Regions from separate parts of the Homo sapiens genome. Here region 2 is linked to region 1. A link is an interaction called in ENCODE POLR2A ChIA-PET data of the cell type or tissue named here. Cell type or tissue: MCF 10A. All regions are shown on one strand. Each heading gives the region's core, and the rest is flanking DNA. Links, peaks and the distances in the headings are about the cores only.

Evidence for each region. ChIA-PET counts read pairs that join two places held together with the same protein. Peaks named below come from ENCODE experiments on the same cell type or tissue, not always from the same donor. Only the 100,000 strongest peaks of a DNase experiment are listed, where the experiment ranks them.
Region 2: POLR2A ChIA-PET joins it to region 1 with 7 read pairs; 4 of 35 experiments call an interaction of 5 or more read pairs at or near these places.

Annotation. Positions count from the first base shown.
Region 1 is chr1:212,591,592-212,599,320 of GRCh38, reverse strand. It overlaps a transcript of ATF3 not described here. Among named protein-coding and RNA genes, the nearest start is that of ATF3, 13 kb to the left of the region's middle. RefSeq lists enhancers at 2,680-2,974, 2,598-3,077, 2,239-3,438. In MCF 10A, for the core only: a CTCF peak has its summit at 3,284; DNase peaks (open chromatin) are centred at 2,810 and 3,290.
Region 2 is chr1:211,920,996-211,928,724 of GRCh38, reverse strand. No RefSeq gene overlaps it. Among named protein-coding and RNA genes, the nearest start is that of LPGAT1-AS1, 94 kb to the right of the region's middle. RefSeq lists an enhancer at 1-383. In MCF 10A, for the core only: no CTCF peak of the experiment used is centred there; a DNase peak (open chromatin) is centred at 3,444.

The sequences.
Region 1 (7,729 bases), core at 922-5,921:
CCTGACATAGTTGAGAACTGACAAACTAGACACTTATTTAAACAAGTCTTTTTTCAGTGCTATGCCACTATTTTAAAAGATATTCACAAAGAGATTACAACTTAGGGAATGCTGTAGAGATAATGTGGGTTTTAAATGCAAGATACATATCATCTCACCCCAGTTAAAATGGTTTTATCCAAAAGACAGACAATAACAAATGCTGGTGAGGATGTGCAGAAAAGTTAACCCTCGTACACTGTTGGTGAGAATGTAAATTAGTACAGCCATTATGGAAAACAGTTTGGAGGCTCCTCAAAAAACCAAAAGTAGAGCTACCATATGATCCAGCAATCCTACTGCTGAGTATATACCCAAAAGAAAGGAAATGAGTATATCAAGGAGATATCTGCACTCCCATGTTTGTTGCAGCTCTGTTCACAGTAGCCAAGATTTGGAGGCAACCTAAGTGTCCATCAACAGATGAATGCATAGAGAAAATGTGGTACTTATACACAGTGGAGTACTATTCAGTTATAAAAAAGAATGAGATACTGTCATTTGCAACAACATGGATGAAACTGAAGGTCTTTATGTTAGGTGAAATAAGCCAGGCACAGAAAGACAAACATCATATGTTCTCACGTATTTGCAGGATCTACAAATAAAACAATTGAACCCATGGACACAAAGAGTAGAAGGATGGTTACCAGAGGCTGGGAAGGGTAATGGGGGTGGGGGAAGGTGAGGATGGTTAATGGGTTACAAAAAAATAGTTAGAATGAATAAGACCTACTATTGATAGCACCGCAAGGTGACTGTAGTCAAAATAATTTGCTTGTACATTTAGAAATAACTAGAAGAGTATAATTGGATTGAGATACAAAGGATAAATGCTTAAGGGGATGGATACCCCATTTCCCAAGATGTGATTATTCCATCTTGCATGCCTGTATCAAAGTATCTCATGTACCCCATAAACATACACACTTACTATGTACCCATAAAAGTTAAAAATAAATAAATTTTAAAAAGTAAGATATATATCAACACAGAACAATCATAACTCAATAAAAGCTATAAATAAACAACAAAATACGTAGAATAAGGGAAATAAAGAAATTTCCATAAAATATTAAAAGTATTTAGTTGTTGGAAGTATGGGTGGGTAACTTTTTTTCTCTTCTACTTATATATTTCTGAATTATCCCATTGTTCTATAGTGCGGATGTGTTAATTCTTAAAAGATGAAAGTATAAACTTTCATGAAGGCAAAAACTAATATTACTGTGTGTCTTTCGAAGAGTGTATTTGCCTACTTTTTTCCAGTCCTGCCATTAAGGGGTACCTAAGACTGAGATTCCATCCAAATCAAATCCTGGCTTAATTATGTATCAAGCACTCCTTGAATGCCTACCATGTGCCAGGGGCTGAGATGGAATCCAGGAAAGAATAAAATTGTTTCTAAGGTAGGAGATGGAATGATGAATTAATCTTCAATAAGCTCAGTTTTTGTCCTGCTAAACCTCATAGTGACTTATATAAGCGAAACGGAAAGAAATCCAAAGTGTACTCATCTACACTGAGAACACTGTGGTAAGTGGAAACAACACTCGGGCCAAGGTTCAAGTTCTGGTTCTGCACTAGCTGAGAAACCTGAGGTCCCTCTCTGAGGGTCAAATTCCTCCTGTGTTAGTCAAGGAGGCTGTGCTAAGGGAAGGGCTCCAGAAGGCAGCAAGAGTCTCAACCTCTGCCACTTACTGGCCTGGAACATTGAACATAAAGCTAATACGACCCACCTTGCAGGGTTGATATGGGGCAGGGGGTGAAAAGATAGATGATTGCTAGATAGATGAATGGATGGATAGCTAGCTAGATAGAGAGATAGATGATAGATAGATAGATAGATAGATAGATAGATAAATAGATGTAACTCAGTACCCAGAATATAACAACACATTAGTAAATGGGAGCTTCTATTATTATAAATTCTGAAATTCCTTACAGTTCTTCAATTTTGTGATTATAAGCGCTGTGTCTACAGTCGATGATGAAGATGATGATCATGATGGTGATATTATTTTCTAAGGGCCCCTTTTTTCTTGTCGTCATTCCCTATTGACCAAGTTTCTACAGAAGAGACACATACCTAGTCACATAAAAGTGAGTCACCGAGGAGGCCCCATATTGTCTCTGTCTGTGTTGGACATGCCTTGCTGGACAAACCACCTCTTTCTCTCAATTTCCAACACTTAATGTCTATTTTCTTATCTGAAGATTGCCCCCGCATCTTCCTCACATAAAAGTGCTGTGAGGAATAAATTCATACACTCATTCCTCGTGTATGTATTGAGTGCCTACTGTATGCCTGGCATTGTTCAAGAGCTGGACATCCAAGAATGAACAAGACAGAAAGAGGCTCCACACTGGGCACTTAGCAGATACCCCAACATTAATTTCTCCTCTTAAGCTTAATTTAAATGGAAATAAGACAGCAGTGGGAATTCAAAGAGATTCTCAATTCAGAAGAACCAGTGTTATCTCTTCAGCATTCCTTTAAAGAATTTGGGAACAAAACACTGACTGTTAACTAGCTCACCATTCATGTGCCAGAGGGAAGCCACCTTCTTTTTCCCCCTTGGCATTGGCCTTGAAAGGGGAGCCAGTGGGTGAGAGGGGACATTGTCCTTTCTTTCTGGCATATAGAGCCTTAGCTTTAACTTTCACACCCCCCACAGCACTCTTCTGCCTTGGCTCTGTTACATGTCCTGACATGTAGAACCAAAGGAAACACAAAGTGAAAATGAAACGAATGTTCCACCTGAGTCACTGTCTGTGTTTCTCTTTTATCACCAAAGCAATGAACTCCCACACAACTGAGGCTTGTTCTATTTAGGTTGTAAAACGTCATCTTTGTAATTAAAGCACACTATTATTGTTATAAAGTAAACAATTGGAAAACATGTTCTTAGAAACATCTCTCTGATTCATAAATATTTGGATGGTGAAATCACAGAAGTGGAATGCTAACCTTGCTAACACGCTAGTGATAAAGATCAGTAGGCACTTATGTTACACAGGGGAAAGTTAGCCTTAGTGTGCAGTAGAAAAGTGAGGTGGAAAATAGGAGTTATCTTGTAACGGCCATTTGGAATCATGGAGGTTTAAAAAATATAAACTATTTTTTCTCATGTTAAATTTCACTTCACTTGTGTTTATTAATTCATTGAAGGAATATTAATTCATCGAAGGAATATTTTGTTCCCACTCCACTGGGGCCACACCCCACAGTCACTTTAAGCCCCAACCACTTGAGGCGCTAGTGGTTTCATTTTCTCATCAAGCCTCTCACGTCTAACATTCTTGCCTATGATGGAATTTCCTCCTCCTCCTGCCACCCAAACCTTTCCATTTACAAAACTGCTGTTTCATTATATCTTTCAAAATCCAGTTTCAAAGTCACTTCCTTGTGTAGGTAATATAATGTTAGTCACCTCTAGGACTAGCCATGTAATTAGTGGGGCCTATTACCAAACGCAAATGTGGAGCCCCTTGTTCAGAAATTATTAAGAATGTTGAGTCAGTGACAGCAGAGCATTAAGCCAATGTGAAACTTGTTAAGGGTGGGACTGAACAGGTCATCCGGCTTATGAGGCTAGCCGTGGACGCACCTTTTCTGTGTTCCCATAGTTCTTAGAGGATATTTTTGTTTCTTGGCCATTCAGCATCTATCCATCCCAATTCGAGTAATGGTTTCCCAGTTTTCGTCCGAGAAAGCCACTCCCCGCACATTTCCGGTCCCTGTGCATTGGGTGACCAGTCAGAGCAAACCAGGCCAGGGACCACTGTGGTTGGTCCAGGAAGGGGCTCAGGATCCATGTAGAGCCACTGAGCTGCGGGAGCACCGGGCTGGGGCTGCTGGAGGCAGCTCACTAGCTGGACTTGAAGGCAGGGGGCTGTAGCCTGGGGCTGCTGAGGTTGCCATGGGCAACTGGAGAAAAAGGTTAGAGCCAAGAGGCTCTATATCAAGCTGGGTGGCAGCCACACTTTCTGCAGAGTTTTCAGCTATATGAACCGGCAAATCTCCACTTTTTGTTAAGCCATTTTGTACTGTTTTTTCTAACGAGCCAAAGAGTCCTAGGGGCTACACATCTATTTGGTCTTTATATACATATTTTTATACATGTGTTTCCCTACAGTTTTATGAACTCCTTGGGAGTGGGTATCCTATTTTGCTCATCTTACCATCCTCAGTGGTTGAGATATTATTAAAATATCCTTTTACTTTTTAAATAAATATAACTGTAATAGTAGATGGCAAAACAATAATTGACAACCCTGCAATTATCCTCAGTTTTTGTTGTGAAACTTAACCAGTCTTTAGAATCGGAATGGCTGTGAGCCCCTGCACATGTATTCAGTTCAATACATGCTAAGTCCAGGTGGCCAGGCAATCAGCCAATGGGTTAATTCTGCTCACAGGTGCTGGCAACACTCTCTTCTTTCCCCTGACCTGTAGGCCTGTAAGGGGCCCAGTAGCTTCAGCCCACAAAGCACATTCACACCCATTAGCTCCTCTGCATCTCCCACAACCCTAAAAAGGGATCAGGCGGGGCGCTTCATCTCCATTTTACAGACTGGAGATTGAAATAAAGAGTCTGGGCAGTTTCAGCAACATGCTCTGTTTCTGTCTATAGACCCAGGCTCTCTTGTACCCCTGCCACCCTCATCTGAGACTCTTCTGCCCTGTGTCTCTGCTCTGTCTTCTCCCTCCTTGCTCTTTGACCCTTCCACCCTAATAAGGCAAAATGTTTAAGAGGTAGAGTGACTTTTTAAATCTGACACCAGTAGGACTCTGTTCATCTATAAAGGCACAAAATAAGCACAATGCCAACTCTGGAAAATTGTTAGGTTTTTTGTTTTCTTTTTTGTTTGTTTGTTTCATTCATAGTCTCTGAATATTTACTTTTTAGAAATAAGTTATTTGTATTTAATTTTAAAAGAAAAATAATGAATCCCAGCTAGAAAGTTGCAATAAAACATATTCTAGTCCTTGCCAGTCTTCCATTAAATTCATGAAGCATGTAGACTACCTGGAATGTGTCTTAGCCTCATGCATCATTTCCCCAGGCCTCATCTGCAGGGGCTGCTGGCCAGCTGCTCGTCAGCTCCACCGAGCCCCGAACTGGAGGAAACAGAATTTAACTTCACAGGGAGGGCTAGACCAGACAGAGGGAAGACTTATGCTCTGGGAGTGCTTAGACATTGGAACAGGCTACCAAGGCAGGTGGGTGATGATTCCTTCCAGGTGGATGTGTGTGACTCTGAGTGAGCACCCATGTGCAGGCAACTCAAGGACTAATTGGAAATAGGGTGCTATCTTACATGAAATCTGAGAGCTCAAGAATTCCAGGAGTGGCTACTCAACATCACAGATTGAACAGGGACTTTGGGGAGTTTTAAAGATCTACAGAAAAATAAAGACAGCCCTAGGGCTAAGAATGGTGACTGATATAAATAGAGACACAGACACATAGGTATGCTTACAATCATTTACAAAGTCTTAAGAACACTTTTTTTTTTTTTTTTTTTTTTTTTAAAGAGACAGGGTCTCTCTCTATCATCCAGGCTGGAGTGCATTAGGGCAATCATAGCTCACTGCAGCCTTGATCCCCTGGGCTCAAGTGATCCTCTAGCCTCAGCCTCCCAAATAGCTGGGACTACAGGCACATGCCACCATGCCTGGCTAATTTTTTAATTTTCTTTTTTTTAGTACAGATGATCTCACTTTGGTGCCCAGGCTGGTCTTGAATGCCTGGGCTCAAGCCACCCTCCCACTTCAGCCTCTCAAAGTGCTATGGTTACAGGTATGAGCCACCACACCCAAGAACACTTTTTTTTTTTATACTTTAAGTTTTAGGGTACATGTGCACAATGTGCAGTTTTGCTACATATGTATACATGTACCATGTTGATGTGCTGCACCCATTAACTCGTCATTTAGCATTAGGTATATCTCCTAATGCTATCCCTACCCCCTCCCCCCACCCCACAACAGTCTCCGGTGTGTGATGTTCCCCTTCCTGTGTCCATGTGTTCTCACTGTTCAATTCCCACCTATGAGTGAGAACATGCGGTGTTTGGTTTTTCATCCTTGTGATAGTTTGCTGAGAATGATGGTTTGCAGTTTCATCCATGTCCCTACAAAGGACATGAACTCTTCATTTTTTTATGGCTGCATAGTATTCCATGGTGTATATGGGCCACATTTTCTTAATCCAGTCTATCACTGTTGGACATTTGGGTTGGTTCCAAGTCTTTGCTATTGTGAATAGTGCCACAATAAACATACATGTGCATGTGTCTTTATAGCAGCATGATTTATATTCCTTTGGGTATATACCCAGTAATGGGATGGCTGGGTCAAATGGTATTTCTAGTTCTAGAACCCTGAGGAATTGCCACTCTTACCAAGAACACTTATCTTTAAATGCCATGTTATCAATGGATGTATCGGGCTGGCAGCACCCAAACCCACAGATCTGTTTTACTATCTCAAGAAGTGAGACCATCAGATACAAGGGCCTCTTGCTGTGATGTAATAGAAAGCACACAGCCCACCAAAGTAGTTGAACCTGAATGCAATCCGGCCCCTAGATCTGACCATTTGTTTTTGTGAAATTCAGAGGATAGAGGAAATGGTTAAACAATGCTGAGGATGTAATCAGCCAAATCCAGAATGAGGGAAATTCTACAGGACAAATTAACTCATTTCTTCAACAAATAAATAGCATGAAAAATAAGGAGAAAGAATATGGTAGGTTAAAATAGACTTAAGAGACATATCAACCAAATATAATGTGTGGACCTTGTTAGGATCCTGATTCTGTCTAACTGTAAAATGACATTTAAAGACATACTTTTGGAAACGTGAACATAGATTAGCTAATTCGATGATATTAGAAAATTATTATTAAATTTTTTAGATATGTTGTGATTATTATCTTAAAAGCCCTTATCAGTCTTTAAAAGGAATAAAATACTTAGATGAACGTTGAAAACATGAGTGAAATAAACCAGATTTTTAAAAATGCTGTATGATTTCACTTAGATGAAGTGTCTGGAATGGTCAAATTCAGAGACAGAAAGTAGAATAGTGGTTACTAGGGGCTAGGTTGAGGGAGAAATGAGGAGTTATTGTTTAATGGGTACAGAGTTTCAGTTTATGATGCAAATGTTCTGGAGACAGATGGTGGTGATGGTTGCACACAGTGTGAAGGTACTTAATGCCACTGAATTGTACACTTGCAAATGGTTAAAATAGAACATTTTATGTTATGTACTTTGTACCGCAATTTTAAAAGAAGTCCTTATCTGTTAGAAACATACTCTGCGATGCCTATGATTTGCTTTAAAATACTCCCACCCGGCGGAGGTTGCAGTGATCCGAGATCGCTCCATTGCACTCCACCCTGGGCAGCAGAATGAAACCCTTTCTCAAAAAATAAATAAATAAATAAAAATTTAAAAAATGCCCATCCTACCCTACCACCCCATAAAAGAAAAGTGTGCGGAAGGGGAGATGAGATAAGATTGGCAAAGTATTGATAATCGTTAAAGCTGGATTTCAGGTATATGAGGATTTATATGTGTACGTTTGCAAATTCCCATGATTAAAAAGTTTAAAAATGACTGCAGAATGCCTTACTATCAAGGATAAATGAATACAGTGCAAATCTGCCCACAAACG
Region 2 (7,729 bases), core at 1,528-6,527, 670 kb after region 1:
GCAACCCCTGTGGGAGGGGAGCCCATGCCAGGCAATTGCTGGAGAGTTCATTTGGTTGGTCTTGGCAGGCCAGTTTTGTCCCTCAGGTGTTCTTGCTTTGGTGAAATTTCCCTGTTGTAATGAGCCCAGCCTACCTGCTGGGTTCTAGGGAGAAAGGACTATTATTTCCACATCCTTTGCATAAGAAGCAAAGGACTGGCCTTAGCACACAAGTGAATTCACTTATCATCCTCTGTGTGATGAAAACAGATCTCCAGATAACAGAAGCTGCATCATCACTTCTGCTTCTAAAGTCTGCATAGCAGGTCACACCCTGACCCAGCCACTGCTATCTCTGGACAGCAACTTGGGAAAACCAGTTACTCAGTAAATATGAAAAATAAAAAGTCACCTTAACAAATGCGTCATCCTGGAGTAGAAAAGCATGTTTAAACCTGCTTCCAACAGCAGAAAGGGCAGAGCCTGTAAGAAAAAAAGAATGATGGCACTAATTGGACAAAAATTTTAATTTAAAACTTGAAATGGGGGAGCACTGACCCCATTTCTCTGGAGTTTGCACATCCCAGGGGAAAGAAATAAAACATTAAATGGCAAAAAGTATCATAAGCCAAACTCTAAGATAGAATAAATTATAGGGAATATATTTGCAGCATTCATAATAGATATCAGAGTAATATCCTTAATATATAAAGGCATTTACAAATCATTAAGAAAAAGATCAGCAACTAGCATGGGAAATTGAGAACACAAAGAATCCACAAAAGAAAAAATAAAAATGACCAATGAACAGCTAAAAAAAAAAATGTAATAATGTAGCTATGAGCAGTGGGCCTGCCTGTAGTCCCAGCTACTCGGGAGGCTGAGATGGGAGGAATTGCTTAAGTCCAGGAGTTAAAAAAAAAAAAAAAGTAATAGTGAAATAAATATAATTTAAAAATGCAAATTTAAGCAATGAATTTAATTTTTACCTATTAGATTGGCCAATTTTTTTTTAGTGGTAAGTGGTGAGTTCATGTATGACATTGAGTGGTAAGTGGTGAGTTCGTGTTCTAAAGCAAACAATAACTATATTCTATGACCCTGCAGTTCCATTCCTAGTTTCTCCTAAAGAAACCTTTGCACCTGGGCATAAGAAGACACATAGGAGAATGCTTAGAACACCCCTGTTTATAAGAGCAAATGCTGGAAGAAACCCAAATATCCATCAATAGATACATAGATATATAAATTATATATTTGTATAATAGAACACTATACAGTGGTAAAAATGAGTGAATTGTAGCTACATATAGCAAGAGGCATGAACATAAAGTTGAGCGTGTGAAGTCAGTCACTCTAATTCCATTTGTATAAATTGTATGGTGTTAGAAGTCAGAATAGTGGTTCCTTTCAGACAAAGACAGTAACTGGGAGGGAGTCAAAAGGGTTTCTGGGGTGCTAGTAATGTTTTGTGTCTTGATCTAGGCATGTGCTCCCTCAGAAAATGCACCACGCTGAACTTAATATACATGCACTTCTCTAAAAAAATTAAACGAAAATAATCAAAAGATATATTTCAATTATTTTTAATAGGTCTGCAGTATAAGAAAAATCACCTCAATTGCTTACTTTCCAAGATATATTAGAGGCATAGAAAAATAATGTAAGAATACATTTTCTTATCATTAACATTCTGAAACATGAGAGGAAGCCCCTCAAAATGCAAGGCCCCCTTCATTGTATACAATATTTAGTGTAGCACGCAGGCAAATACAGGTTTACAGATTTCTAAGAAATGGGTCTGGTATCATCTCCTTCTCCTTTGTCCAGCACTTTCTGAGCTGCCAGCAGGGAAGGCATTTGAATGTGTGACATACTTCATTTACAAATTTTTTAAAGCAAGTTATAAAAGAATACATAAGTACAATTTAATTTCTATAAAGGAAAAATATGCAGAACTAAGGCACATATTGTTAAAGGATACAAGCATATGTGGTAAAACTAACTAAAAGCAAGGAACTGGTAGAGACACAGTTTAGGAAAGTGGATTCTTCTTCTGAGGAGGAGGAGTGCAGGGATGGGGTCAGAGAAGGCACAGGGGGGCTTCTAGGAGACTGGTGATATTCTAGCTCTGAAGCTAGATGGTGGGTTCACAGATAAATATCTGTGTATTCTTTACGTCCTTCACATTAGAAATATTATTTGTATGTATTTAATATTTAATAAAAACAAATTTAAAATTATTTTAAATAGACTTTTATGCCATTCCTGTTGGGGGTGGGGTGGAGTATAAATTGGTAGAGTTTTTCTAGATGAAAGAGTGGCTATGAGTGAAAAATCATGTAAAGATTATACTTCTAAGAAATTTTCCTAAAACAGTGATCAGACAAGAAAGCAGAGGTATTATAAAAATATATTTATCAAATGTGGTTTATTAAGACAAAAATTAGAAACCATCTAAAGTCTTAAAATAGAAACTGATCAAATTATACTACTCCATAAAATAGAAAACTATGTAATATTAAGATTGATGATGATGATGTACATCTGTTGACTGTCATTGAACTACATTCATGATATATTTTTTAGTAAAATAAAGTTTCAAAACATTATGGTTATGGTATGATCTAATTATTTTTAACACAATATATTTTCATGTAAAGGTACATAAGTAAGAAGGTCTATAGCAATATTAATAAGGTGATTCTTTCTAAATGGTACATGTATTACTCACAGTCAAGAAAATAGGCCCAGTGCAGTGGTTCGTGCCTGTAATCCCAGCACTTTGGGAGGCCAAGGAAGGGAGATCTCTTGAGCCTAGGAGTACGAGACCAGCTTGAGCAGCATACTGAGACCCCGTCCCTACAAAAAAAAAAAAAAGAGAGAAAGAAAGAAAAGAAAAATTAGCCAGATGTGGTGGTGCACTCCTGTAATCCAGCTCCTCAGGAGGCTGAGGCAGGAGGATTGCTTGAGCCCAGGAGATCAAGGCTGCAGTAAACCGAGATTGCACCACTGCACTCCAGCCTGGGTAAAAGAGCAAGATCTTGTCTCAAAAATAAATAAATAAATAAAAATAAGCAGAAGAAAATAATCAAAAGATATATTTCAATTATTTTTAATGGGTCTGCAGTATAAAAAAATCACCTCAATTGCTTACTTTCCAAGATATAGTACAGGCATAGAAAAATAATGTAAGAATACATTTTCTTATCATTAACATTCTGAAACATGAGAGGAATCCCCTCAAAGTGCAAGGCCCCCTTCATTGTATACAATATTTAGTGTAGCACACAGGCAAATACAGGTTTACAGATTTCTAAGAAATGTGTCTGTATCATCTCCCTCTCCTTTGTCCGGCACTTTCTGAGCAGCCAGCAGGGAAGGCATTTGAATGTTGGCAGCCTTCAGCTGCATCCACAGCCGCATCTCAGTCAGCACCACACAGCTGCCTTCTGGGGTGAGGCAGCCGAGAGGGCAGGACAGGAGGGTGTGGCCAGGGGACACCTGGCGCTGGAGTAACAGCCCTGACTGCTCTAAGCATAAGACTGCCGCTCTTGACTCAGAACCTCTCCCCATCTCACCAAAACCATCACCCACACCTCTGGAGTGTTTTTAGGTGACAAATTCACTGATCAGTAAATCACTATAAAAAGCTCTTTCCGGTTGGGTGCGGTGGCTTATGCCTGTAATACCAGCCCTTTGGGAGGCTGAGGTGGGTGGATCACTTGAGGTCAGGAGTTTGAGACCAGCCTGGCCAACATGGCAAATCCCCGTTTCTACTAAAAATACAAAAAATTAGCTGGGCTTGGTGGCATGAGCCTGTAATACCAGCTACTTAGGGGGCTGAGGCAGGAGAGTTGCTTGAACCTGGGAGGTGGAGGTTGCAGTGAGCTGAGATCACACTACTGCACTCCAGCCTGGGTGACAGAGTGAGACTATGTCTCAAAAATAAAATAAAATAAAATATAAATCAAATAAAAAAATAAAAAGCCCTTCCAACGGGGAGGCTACTCAGTCTTAAACAGTGGCCAAAGGACTCCTTAGGGTTGCTCTGTCGTTCCCCCAAGCTCACCATCTTGGGGACCTTCTTGGTGACCCGTTTCTGACCACTCCTGGTTCGTGGCTCTTCCCTCAGCCATGTCTTTCTTTGGTTCTAAAGCTCAGAAAGGCAGCTGGGCTCTGGCAAGAGTCTACTCGGTGAGGTGTCCAGAATGGCAGCGCCCAGTTGCCCTCTGTGCCCTGTCCAAACTGCATAGTAAGACACAACTCGCGGTGTCTGCGGTGGGGCCCCCGACAGCACACAGCCCTGCAGTTGGGGCCATGAAGTGGTGAGGGAGGCCGAGGGCAGAGAAAGGGCGCTAAAGAGAGGCAAAGGCACAGGAGCTGGGGACAAGAAATGGGAAATGTGCCACAGGAGTTTCCCTTTCATCTCTGTTTCCCCCCTTTTTAAAAAAGCACAGGCACTTACCTAATGGCTGCCTGTTTCCTAAATAATATCTGGATAGAAAGAAGGATAAATGATTAAATTTGAGCATAGTTTTAATATTGTTTACCCTAGAAACATGCGAATTCATTATTTTTGTCCTAGTCAATCAAACTTAATTCAGCTACATCAGTGTCCATCGAGTGCCTGTGGAGGTGAGGGGTGGGCTAGGCCAGTGAGATGCACAAAGGTGAATAAGACACATTCTTGCCCTCCATAGGTTTCTAGAAATGTCGGAAATATTCAGTAAAATACAAGCCGTGATGATACCACAGAAGTGAGGAGAGCAACAGAGAAAAAGTAACTCACTTCCAAATTTTACATCTTTATTTTTGAGGACTAGCAAGCTTTCTGATTCCATCTGTGTGTGTGTGTGTGTGTGTGTGTGTGTGTGTGTGTGTTTTACTAGAGTCTATGTATTTCCATGTCGTGTTTTCCTGTGTTGTGCTGGCCTAGAATGGGCAGTTGCTGTGGCTGATCTTGGGTGCGCAGTAGCAGTGGTGGTGGGCTTCCCTCCAGGAGGCTGCCATAATGGGCCTGCCTCCCCAGACAGCTCCCTTTCCTTGTGCTTCTGTGTCCAAAATTCCCAATTCCTGGGAGAGGAATCTGGGCAGGTCACAGCATGAACATGACCACCTGGAACTATCTAGGGGTGTGTGCATCAGAAGTGCAGGGGAGGTTGTACTGGCCCCAGAGAAGAGCAGCTGAGCAGATAACCCACTGCAATTCGGAAGTATATACTATCGTTTCCTGTAAGTGTATCTTTAAGTCACTAACATGTGACAGGCAGAAGGCATGGAGGTGCGCAATGATTGCCCTCATGTTTTACATTGTGTGGCAGATCCATTTGTTTTATCTCTTTCTGCAGTAAAAAGCATCGTGTGATGACTCCCTGTTAAGTGACAGTACACCTGACTGCCGAGTCACCTTTTCAGATAAGGTGTGTTCCCCTTTTATTAGGTGCTATAAGGAGCAGTATTCAGATGCTCAGTCGTTTACCTGGCAACCACTTACTGGGTAGCAACTACATGCCTGATACGTGATTGCTTTGCTTGAGGAACCCACAGTCTAAGGTGCTTGAGGAACCCACAGTCTAAGGTGGGAGTCTGTGATATATAGAGCAGCAAAGTGACATGAGCCATTAAAAATTAAAATCTGTCTTCTCTTTCAACTGCTTGCCTACATTACAGATGAAATGCAAGGAATACCTACTTCCAAACAGACAAGCACAAGCCTTCTTAGTTGGGACCAAGCACAGCTGGCCACTGCAGCAGCAGGCACAGTGACAAATATTCATTGCAAGTGTGAAGAACCCTCATTACACTTTTAGGGATATCAGAGAGAAAGAACAGGTCTATTTCCTACCCCTGGGAGGGAGTGGAGAGTCTCATGGAAGAGATAGGCATATGTGCAGATGATCCCAGAATTTCCACCTAGGAGGGACACAGGGGCTTCATTTACTTGGGAAGGGGCAGGCTTGGGGACCTGGATTGTTGTGTTTTCACAGGACTTTACCTGAACTGAGAAAACGCCAGATGCTCATGACAAAGAAGGAAGTGTGTGTGTGTTGGCGGGCATGGGATGCTGATGGAGATTAAGAGGAGATGGCTAAGGCCTCCAACCCTGCTCTTGAAGGCAGCACTAGCCATAGGTAGAACTACATCATACATATAGGAAAGAAACATTGAAACATGCACACGGGAGTCAGGGACCTCGGCCTTAGGTGCCAGCTTTGCCGCTGGCTGGAGCAGGTCTTTTTTCTCTCTGGGCTGCAGTCGGGGGTCCTCTGGGATGCCCCTGTGCTTCAAGAGGCTCCAAAGACAGATGTGAGACAAGTGTGATATGCAGCAGAACCAAATAAACCTTGTCAAGCCAACCTCAGGTAAGGGCTGCTGCTCACTCAGCTTGCCTGGTCAGGACACGTGACCTTGATTTCCATGGCCTGGTAGAACCCAACCAGCCCAAATGAACAGAAGAGTTACACAACTGAGGAATGTATGTAGACAACAAAAGAAGGAGGTAAAAATAACTCAATCTGCAGGACTAAAAGATAGTTGCATTGTTTAATCATAAATTTACCCAACTAACTACTGATACGTGATCTGATGTGATATATGATTTGACATGTGCTCTCAATTCCCTTACTTAGTAGGAAACTGGAAAATACTTTTTTTTGACATAAGATCTCGCTCTGTCACCCAGGCTAGAATGAGGTGGCACAATCATGGCTCACTGCAGCCCTGACGTCCTGGGCTCGAGCAATACTCCCACCTCAGCCTCCTAAGCAACTGAGACTAACAGGTGCACACCACCACACCCAGCCAACTTTTTTTGTTGTTTTTGCAGAGACAGGGTCTCACTATGCTGTCCAGGCTGGTCTCAAGCTCCTGGGCTCAAGCGGTTCTCCTACTTTGGCTGGGATTACAGGCAATCCTCCAAAAGTGCTGGGATTGCAGGCATGCGCCACTGCGCCTGACAGGAAAAGACTCTTGAGCACGACTGAGAGATGGGTGTGGGGTGCAGGGTTGTATGTGGAAAGAGAAGAGAGGTCAGGGTCACTCCAAAGTGTCTGGCATCCCAAATCTGCCAATCACCAATTGTGCAACTCGAGGGATACTACTTGGGATTACCGGACCTCAGTTTCCTCATTTGTAAATTGGAGAGAGCCTCCTTGGTGGTTGTGAGGACTAAATGTTAACATAGATATAAATTGTGTAGCACATACTAGGTGCCTAAGAACAGTAGCTACCTGCTTCATTCTTGTTTCCAATACATTATTCTTTTTTTTTTCTTTTTTTGAGACAGCATCTCGCTCTGTCACCAGGCTAGAGTGCAATGGCGCGATCTTGGCTCACTGCAACCTCTGACTCCCTGGTTCAAGTGATTCTCCTGCCTCAGCCTCCCGAGTAGCTGGGATTATAGGCACACAACACCACGCCCAGCTAATTTTTGTATTTTTAGTAGAGATGGGGTTTCACCATGTTGGCCAGCCTGGTCTTGAACTCCTGACCTCGTGATCCGCCCACATTGGCCTCCCAAAGTGCTGGGATTACAGGTGTGAGCTACTGCGCCTGGCCTATTCTTCCTCTCACATGTCCCATGTCAACCTGGGTAACAATGTCCTTTTAAGATTTACAGTGTCTAATTCTACATGAAGAAAATTCTGCATTAGACACTTGTCCCAACTCTTGGACAGAGGCCTGAGTCACCATACCCAGCATCTGCCTGCTGAGAGAAGACAATACTGTATGGCCACGGGGTCCCAGC